Linked DNA regions of Homo sapiens: region 2 is linked to region 1. The links are chromatin contacts, found by Hi-C in ENCODE. All regions are on one chromosome and are shown on one strand. Each heading gives the region's core, a stretch centred on a gene start or an enhancer-like site at or near the end of the contact. The rest is flanking DNA. Distances are from core to core; before and after follow the strand shown.

Region 1 (4,309 bases), core at 101-2,600:
ACTATTTCCTGTTGTTAGATTTTAGGCTGTGACTAATTTTTCACTATTATGAATAATTTTCCTGTGAGAAGTGCAAACCGTAGGCATATTTTTTTAATCTCTGGATTATTTCCTTAGTACAAATACCCAGGAGATTCTACTAGGTGAAAGGATGAGAATATTTTAAAATCTCCTGATAGCCAGGTGCAGTGGCTTGCACCTGTCATTCTACTTACTTGGGAGACTGAAGCAAAAGGATCCCTTGAGCTCAGGAGTTCAAGAACAGCTTGGGCGACATAGCAAGACCCTGCCTCTAAAAATTACTAAATAAATAAAACTAAAAGATCTCAATACATATAGCTAAATCAATTTCTAAAAGACGTTTCTAATTCTACTGGTAATGTACTATAGTACTAACAAACATTAAATATTATTATAAATGTTGCTATGCTTTGTAGCCAAATGAATGGAAGGGGTATCTTATCACTTTTAAAATTAAAAGTGAGGTGGAACATTTTTCCATGTTTGTTAACTAGATGATCTCTTCTTCTCAATATCTATTTACTTTATTATACCACGAAGGACTTGAAGAGCTTTCAAGTAGTGTTTGTCAGTAAGAAAACATACTCTTTTTGTTTCTTTTTTATGTAGGTGTTTTGTGTGGGTCACTCCATGGATTCATAGGTGAATCTATTCCCTCAAAATGAATCTATTGGGAACATTCTTTAAAAAAAAACAAACAAACAAAAGTAACAGAGCAATAGCAAGATCTTTCTGAAAAAGAAATTGCTGGCACATTTTACCAGCATTTACCTTGATCCAAATCATTGAGTTTAGAGAGAGATCCAGTCAATTTAGCAAATCAGCCAAAAGCAACAGTATATGACAGATCAAATTCCATTGGAACAAATACCACACAGACTGGGCAATTCCAGGGGCAGATATAAGACAAATGAGGGGAAGTTGAAGGGAGATAAGATTGTTGGCTGATAGAAAGGAATTTCTAACAACTAACTCGAGCCCCAAATAGACAACAAAGGAGCAACAAAGATGCAAAGATGGTCAGGAGGAGTTTGGAGGATTCATGCAGGAGGGTGTGGGAGGCCTTGTGGTGAGTAGACTGGATAGGACCCCTAAAGTCCCTTCCAACTCTATTTTCCTTAGAGTGGCCCTTGGACCTGAACTTCCTGGTCCTGGGAATAGGAGATTGCTTTGTACAGGACAGAAAAAGAGGAAGAACCTGTCCCTCTCTTCTTGAGGGTGGGGCTGACCATAGTCAGAATTTTGAAATAGAGTTTATCTTTGGCATCTTCTCACTTCCCTTTCTGTACTTTTGCTTACCAGCTGCCCAGTATTCCGATGGGGGTGTTAGCCTCTAAGCAGTGCCACTCCTGCATTACTTCTTTCTCTTTAACCACTTCAAAACTCCCATTCTCTTAACACAGCTAACCTCAGCTAGCTGTTGAAAGGAAAGCAATCTGTTTGAACCATTTCACTCTAAAGCATGACCGACTGATAGTATCATGATCTTCCCAAACAGATACGAATTTTCAAAACAAGATGTTTCTAAAGCCAATGGCATCTTTAACAACATGTGGTAAATTAAACCCCACTTAATAACCCTTCTGAAGTTCAAGTTCCAGCTACATTAATTACTGTCCCTCAGTATTGAGGAAATTACTAGGCCATCCTGTGTTTCAATATTCTTATCAGAAAATGAGGAAGAAATACAACTAAACCATATAATTTATATAAGCTGCCTGGCATAATGCTTGACACATGGGTCTTATTGTTAGTTATTATTGTCCCCTTTGCAGTCATCCATGCAGAGGTGTAATCATGTATTTCTTACTCTCATAACGCATATTCCTTGGGCTGGGAGGTGAGTCTCCAAGTCAGAGTCTGGGCAGCTGACATCCTTGTTGTGTAAAAGGAGGATTTCCTCAAGTTCAGCAGCCTCTATTATCCTTTTCTATCACATTATTTCCTGCCATTACATTTTTTTCCATTCTCTTTACTTTGTGTTTTATTTGTTTGTTTGTTTGTTTGTTTGTTTGTTTGATGGTTGAATTAGGAAGTTAAATTTTGATTTGAAAGTTTGGTTAATTTATTCTCCATGTCTCTTCTTTTCTGATATGGACATTGAAAGCTATAGATTTCCCTCTGAACAACATGTTGACCATACCCCACAGATTTTGTAGAGTAATGCTTCTGTGCCCATTCATATTTATGTGATTTATAATTTCCATTTGATTTTGTCCTTAGCCCAAGAGTTATTTCATTATTGATTTGTAATTCATAAACAGTCTTATTATCTCTATATTCTTATAATAAATAAATGTAGCACTTTAGGCGTTAGAGGGCCAGCAAGCATTTGGTGGCTACACAGCCTCTTCTCTTCATCTTTAGAAATGATGGATCTCAAAAATTTCCATTAAGTACAGGTATGCTTTAAATGAAAATATGCTTCATTAAACATATTTTCAAAATAATGCAGTATTGTGCTTTCAGTAAACCACAGCAATAGCTATCCATTTAAATCATATCCTTCAACAACAAACCAACTTTGTTCTGTTAACATGGTGAAAAACGATAAAACCTATAATTAAAATAAAAGTATGCTAAGCCAGAAAAATAAAAATTGTGTGTGTGTGTGTGCACGTGTGTGTGTAAGAGAGAGAGAGAATGGGTGAGAGAGATTTATCTTCAACAATAAGCTAAAATTTGGCAATGTCTTATTAGTGGTTTCAGCCAAGGAAATCTAATTATGTAACTGTTGTTATTTTTATAGCCACATTTGTGAGTTCTCTAATGATTTTAAGATTGCCTTATCTTAATGAGAAAGCAGAACTGACATCCTCCCAAACTGGGCTAGTTGTTTACTTATTTGAAGATTTATCTTTTCCCTACAAGTACTAGAGTCCAAGTTATCAGCACGTTAATGTGACAGTTAAGAGGCCATACTCCACTGTATATTTGGATTGTATGGGGTGACCAGTGCTCTGGTTTGCCCAGGACTGGGGGTTTCCCAAGATATGGAACTTTCCATGCTAACATGGGGACAGTCCCAGACAAACAGACACTGTTGTTCACTCTACTTATTTCCCAACAAGTCAGAGCATTGTCCAGGCCCATCTTAACAAGCAGGTACACCAAGCTAACTATCATTGACTTTGTATGATTCAAGGACTACCAGGAAGACCATTCTGTCCCCCAAATTACCCACAGACTCTAATAACACTATCCTCTTTTCCAGCCGGAAACCTCTACCATTAGAGTCATTCCTTCAGTTTTCTTTTTACCTAAAATTACATATCAAAGACCTAGGCATTATCTTCAAAAGGCCTTTATTACAAAGCCCAAATCTGGAAAATAAGACAGTTTCGGACTCTGACATTTACTACATCCCAGGTACATTGGACTACTAAGATATAAGACATTTTTCTACCCATAGGACCATCTGATACAGGTGGGAGGGAGATGTGTGGTAAGTACTGTAGAGCAGCAGACATAAAGTGTTACAGGAGTGGGAAGGGGGATCCCTGGGTGATGGTAGCAGAGGGGAAGTCAGGGGTTTCAGGAGAGATGTGGTGAATGCAGAACTTAGGCCCACAAGATCTCATGCTCCAAAAATAGGCTGAGGGAGAAAGCCATGTCCAAAAAGCAAAATGTCCCTACTTTACCAAACTCTACTTTAAAACTGAGTTTTGAACTCAGAAATATCTTCTTTGACCATTAAAAAATCCTAATGTGAATGTTGGAAGAAAGATATGTGTGTGTTTAAATATATATTACATATTAACTAAATATATATTATATATTTAATTAAAATTAAAGTAAACTTAATAGTGTAAATCACTTATGAAATTCAAAGGGAACTGCAAACTCAATTAAAAACTATTTTTTTTCTGGGGAGAGTAGCAATTCAAAGACCCAAATACAAGAAAAAATTGTAGCTTTTGTGGGTAATGGGCTTGGCTTTGTCGTTGCTGTTGCTGTTGTTCTCGTTACTTGTATTTCTTTCTGTTTCATTTCCCAGAAATAAAAACTGTTTCCCTTTCATTATTTCCACTTTCCAAATTACATTACACACTAACTGAATCAGCTTTCATTCTCCGCTCACAATTAAAGCTTCCAACCCACATTTCCCTTCTCCTGATTTTTACATGTCAGAAACCTAACTGTACAATTGGTGCCAGCTTCCTAGTTTGCTCCTACTCTTTCTAACAGCACAGCTTGGCACTTTCTTCAGGAAGCACTATAACTGTTTAAGGAGATAATGGAGACTGATATATTTTACATTACCTACCTCCATGTTATGAGTGGGAAA
Region 2 (4,174 bases), core at 1,479-3,978, 330 kb after region 1:
CTTTAAGAATGTGGAATATTGGCCCCCACTCTCTTCTGGCTTGTAGGGTTTCTGCCAAGAGATCCGCTGTTAGTCTGATGGGCTTCCCTTTGAGGGTAACCCGACCTTTCTCTCTGGCTGCCCTTAACATTTTTTCCTTCATTTCAACTTTGGTGAATCTGACAATTATGTGTGTTGGAGTTGCTCTTCTCGAGGAGTATCTTTGTGGCATTCTCTGTATTTCCTGAATCTGAATGTTGGCCTGCCTTGCTAGATTGGGGAAGTTCTCCTGGATAATATCCTGCAGAGTGTTTTCCAACTTGGTTCCATTCTCCCCGTCACTTTCAGGTATACCAATCAGACGTAGATTTGGTCTTTTCACATAGTCCCATATTTCTTGGAGGCTTTGCTCATTTATTTTTATTCTTTTTTCTCTAAACTTCCCTTCTCGCTTCATTTCATTCATTTCATCTTCCATCGCTGATACCCTTTCTTCCAGTTGATTGCATCGGCTCCTGAGGCTTCTGCATTCTTCACGTAGTTCTTGAGCCTTGGTTTTCAGCTCCATCAGCTCCTTTAAGCACTTCTCTGTATTGATTATTCTAGTTATACATTCTTCTAAATTTTTTTCAAAGTTTTCAGCTTCTTTGCCTTTGGTTTGAATGTCCTCCCGTAGCTCAGAGTAATTTGATCGTCTGAAGCCTTCTTCTCTCAGCTCGTCGAAGTCGTTCTCCGTCCAGCTTTGTTCCATTGCTGGTGAGGAACTGCATTCCTTTGGAGGAGGAGAGGCGCTCTGCTTTTTAGAGTTTCCAGTTTTTCTGTTCTGTTTTTTCCCCATCTTTGTGGTTTTATCTACTTTTGGTCTTTGATGATGGTGATGTACAGATGGGTTTTTGGTGTGGATGTCCTTTCTGTTTGTTAGTTTTCCTTCTAACAGGACCCTCAGCTGCAGGTCTGTTGGAGTACCCGGCCGTGTGAGGTGTCAGTGTGCCCCTGCTGGGGGGTGCCTCCCAGTTAGGCTGCTCGGGGGTCAGGGGTCAGGCACCCACTTGAGGACGCAGTCTGCCCCTTCTCAGATCTCCAGCTGCGTACTGGGAGAACCACTGCTCTCTTCAAAGCTGTCAGACAGGGACATTTAAGTCTGCAGAGGTTACTGCTGTCTTTTTGTTTGTCTGTGCCCTGCCCCCAGACGTGGCGCCTACAGAGGCAGGCAGGCCTCCTTGAGCTGTGGTGGGCTCCACCCAGTTGGAGCTTCCGGCTGCTTTGTTTACCTCAGCAAGCCTGGGCAATGGCGGGCGCCCCTCCCCCAGCCTCGCTGCCGCCTTGCAGTTTGATCTCAGACTGCTGTGCTAGCAATCAGCGAGACTCCGTGGGCGTAGGACCCTCCGAGCCAGGTGGGTGGTGCGCCATTTTTTAAGCCCGTAGGAAAAGCGCAGTATTTGGGTGGGAGTGACCCGATTTTCCAGGTGCCATCTGTCACCCCTTTCTTTGACTCGGAAAGGGAACTGCCTGACCCCTTGCGCTTCCCGAGTGAGGCAATGCCTCGCCCTGCTTCGGCTCGCGCACGGTGCGCGCACACACTGGCCTGCGCCCACTGTCTGGCACTCCCTAGTGAGATGAACCCGCTACCTCAGATGGAAATGCAGAAATCACCCGTCCTCTGCGTCGCTCACGCTGGGAGCTGGAGACCGGAGCTGTTCCTATTCGGCCATCTTGGCTCTCCCCGAAAACCGGATTTAAATTTTATATTAAAAAGTTTTAGATTAAAATTTTAAATGTAAAAGTAGGGTTTGTTCATGAGAGAAATATCTGAAAAACACAGGAAAGTACAAAGAAGAAAAGAATCACTCATAGCCACACATAGAAACACAAAAAATTCTTAACATCTGAGCAGTTTTTATTCCCCAGTGCTTTTCCTATGGGTAGGTTTAAGAAAGACATTGAAATCACACTATGTTTACCATTTTGCATGCTGCTGTTTTTTATTATAATTAAGTTTTAAATATCAATCCATACCGTCATGTGCTTTAAGTGTCCTTTTTAGTAGCTGCTTAATATTCCACCCTGTTCCATCTGTTGAGCAGGTTCCATCCTGGTTCTCAGTCCACATGGAAGAATATCCATGAGAGGGTATGCAGTCTTCTGACATCCCACAGAGCACAGCTGCACCAAAACAAGGTTAGACTTTCTTATAAAACTAGATCTTTGCTCACTAAATAATATGTGAACAGGGACCTACAGTCTAGTCGGGGAGACAGACATTAATCAAATAACCACAGAAATAAGTGGAAAATTGTGAGGCTTACCAAGGAGATTACCTGTTGTCCTGAGATTGAATGGTAGCGGGTATTTGACATGGCTGGGAGTCAGGGCTGGCTTCCTGAGGATGAGACAGTGGGGCTTGGATCCAACGGAGGAGTAGCAGCTAATTTGGTGCACAGCACTCATCAAGCAGAGGTCCTTTCAAAGGACTGAGAGAAGACAGGCTAAGTGGCCCACAGAGCATTCCTTTCCCCTGCACACATGAATCCCAGTCCAGGGAAGAATACAGTTGTTTGTGTGAGCTATGTAAGGCCACAACATGGAAGAAAGTTGTTCTAGAATTTAATAAGGTGGTTTTGGCTGTATGACTTTTACAGGGGTATGGGGAGTGCTTCTGATCCATTGGTAGGTATTCCCAGTACTTTGTCACTGATTCAGATACACAGCTAAGTGGCAGTTCACCTGCTCAAAGAATTCAAATATAGGACAACAGTGCCCCCAGTGGCTGAATTTAATGATGCCATGTAGTTGAATTAGTCCTCTTGACTTATTATATACTGACATATGCTAGATTTGCAGGATGACACTTAAAACTAAATGTTGTTTGCCCTAACCATCAGGGTAGTGAATTACTTTAATTCTTTTCTGCAAAGTCATTGGCTTTGCTTTAATTCCCAACCTTTTCAGGCAAGGAATCTCTTTAAAATGTAAACAAAGGCCTGGTTTGGGGCTCAAATCTATAATCCTAGTACTTTGGGAGGCTGAGGAGGGAGAATCCCTTGAGGCCAGGAGGTTCAAGACCAGCCTGGCAACATAATGAGACCTCGTCTCTACAAAAAAAGAAAGATTCTATATACACACATATATAGTGAACCCCATATAACGGCATAAATGGGATGCACAGACCTCCTACATGCAAAACTACACATCTGGGTATCATCCATCTCTATTATGTTATGGGTAACATAATTGCTGGATTTGTTTTTATTGTAGGAAGATTCTACCTCTGAAGTAAATTATATCATTGAAAGACCAAGCTACCCTCTGAAGAAATACTCACTGCATGAACAGAGATATTTTTAAGGTACTGTCTTATGTAAGTAAGCAGCTTAAGTGCTTCTCCTTATCTTGGTTTGCTAAAAGAATTTCAGTTTCCTCCTATCAATATGAAGTAACTAGAAAGTGTGGAGGACAGGAGACTTGGAGGAGACCTGAGAACTGCGTTCTTCCCTTGCTCTGTATGATAACTGCAGTGCACGTGCCTTCCAGCTCTCTTGCTTCCTCTTGTAATCATCTCCCCTGCCCGCAACATCACCCTTTATCTAATAGACTTTCCGGCCTTCTTTCAGCTTCTTGAACACGGAGCTTTTTCCTGCCATGGGGTCTCTGCACATGTTGTTTTCTCCATCTGGAATATGTCTTCCTGACTCTGCCTGGATAACTTCTATTTGTCCTTCCAGGCTTATGATTTTCTATGACACGACACTCCCTCTCTCTGTGATGTGTACCCTTTAGTACACAGCATTTTTCCTTCATAAATTATGACACAATTTCTTATTATATTTTTATCTGGGCTGATTGTTTAAAATCTGTCTCTTCTACTGGAGTGAAACCTTATGAGATCAGAGAATCTGTCTCTGTTGTTCACTGCTTTATACGCAGTATTTAGTGCCATACAATGGAATCACATTTAACTTTGCAAACACATGTACTAGGTGTGTGCACTGAACAAGAACCTGCCTACCCATCTCCACCCTGCTGCTGTCTCTGTATCACCTGACCCTCCACAATGGTTGCTGCTCAGTAAAGAGGGTTTTTTTTGTTTTTGTTTTTGTTTTGACATGGAGCTCTGTCACCCAGGCTAGAGTGCAATGGCGCAATCTTGGTTCACTGCAACCTCCACCCCCCAGGTTCAAGTGATTCTCCTGCCTCA

Evidence for each region. A loop is a pair of places that touch in the nucleus more often than their neighbours do. Pooled maps may share reads with other maps.
Region 2: a pooled map shows a loop between it and region 1 (4-fold over the local background). The contact joins two enhancer-like sites. A Hi-C loop is called at or near these places in 3 of 168 maps with a recorded cell type or tissue (B cell, naive thymus-derived CD4-positive, alpha-beta T cell and natural killer cell), 7 of 37 single-sample maps with no recorded cell type and 14 of 50 pooled maps.

What each region holds. Positions count from the first base shown.
Region 1 is chr9:4,936,257-4,940,565 of GRCh38, reverse strand. No RefSeq gene overlaps it. Among named protein-coding and RNA genes, the nearest start is that of JAK2, 47 kb to the left of the region's middle. Within about 2 kb of position 1,350, at least 4 of the 41 ENCODE cell types and tissues checked have a DNase peak (open chromatin) inside an H3K27ac peak, as active enhancers do.
Region 2 is chr9:4,603,330-4,607,503 of GRCh38, reverse strand. SPATA6L (spermatogenesis associated 6 like) reads left to right here. Exons shown (of 12, transcript NM_001353486.2): 10 at 2,064-2,157; 11 at 3,235-3,325. The coding sequence ends at 3,324. Among named protein-coding and RNA genes, the nearest start is that of PLPP6, 57 kb to the left of the region's middle. RefSeq lists enhancers at 820-1,397, 811-2,010. Within about 2 kb of position 2,728, at least 2 of the 41 ENCODE cell types and tissues checked have a DNase peak (open chromatin) inside an H3K27ac peak, as active enhancers do.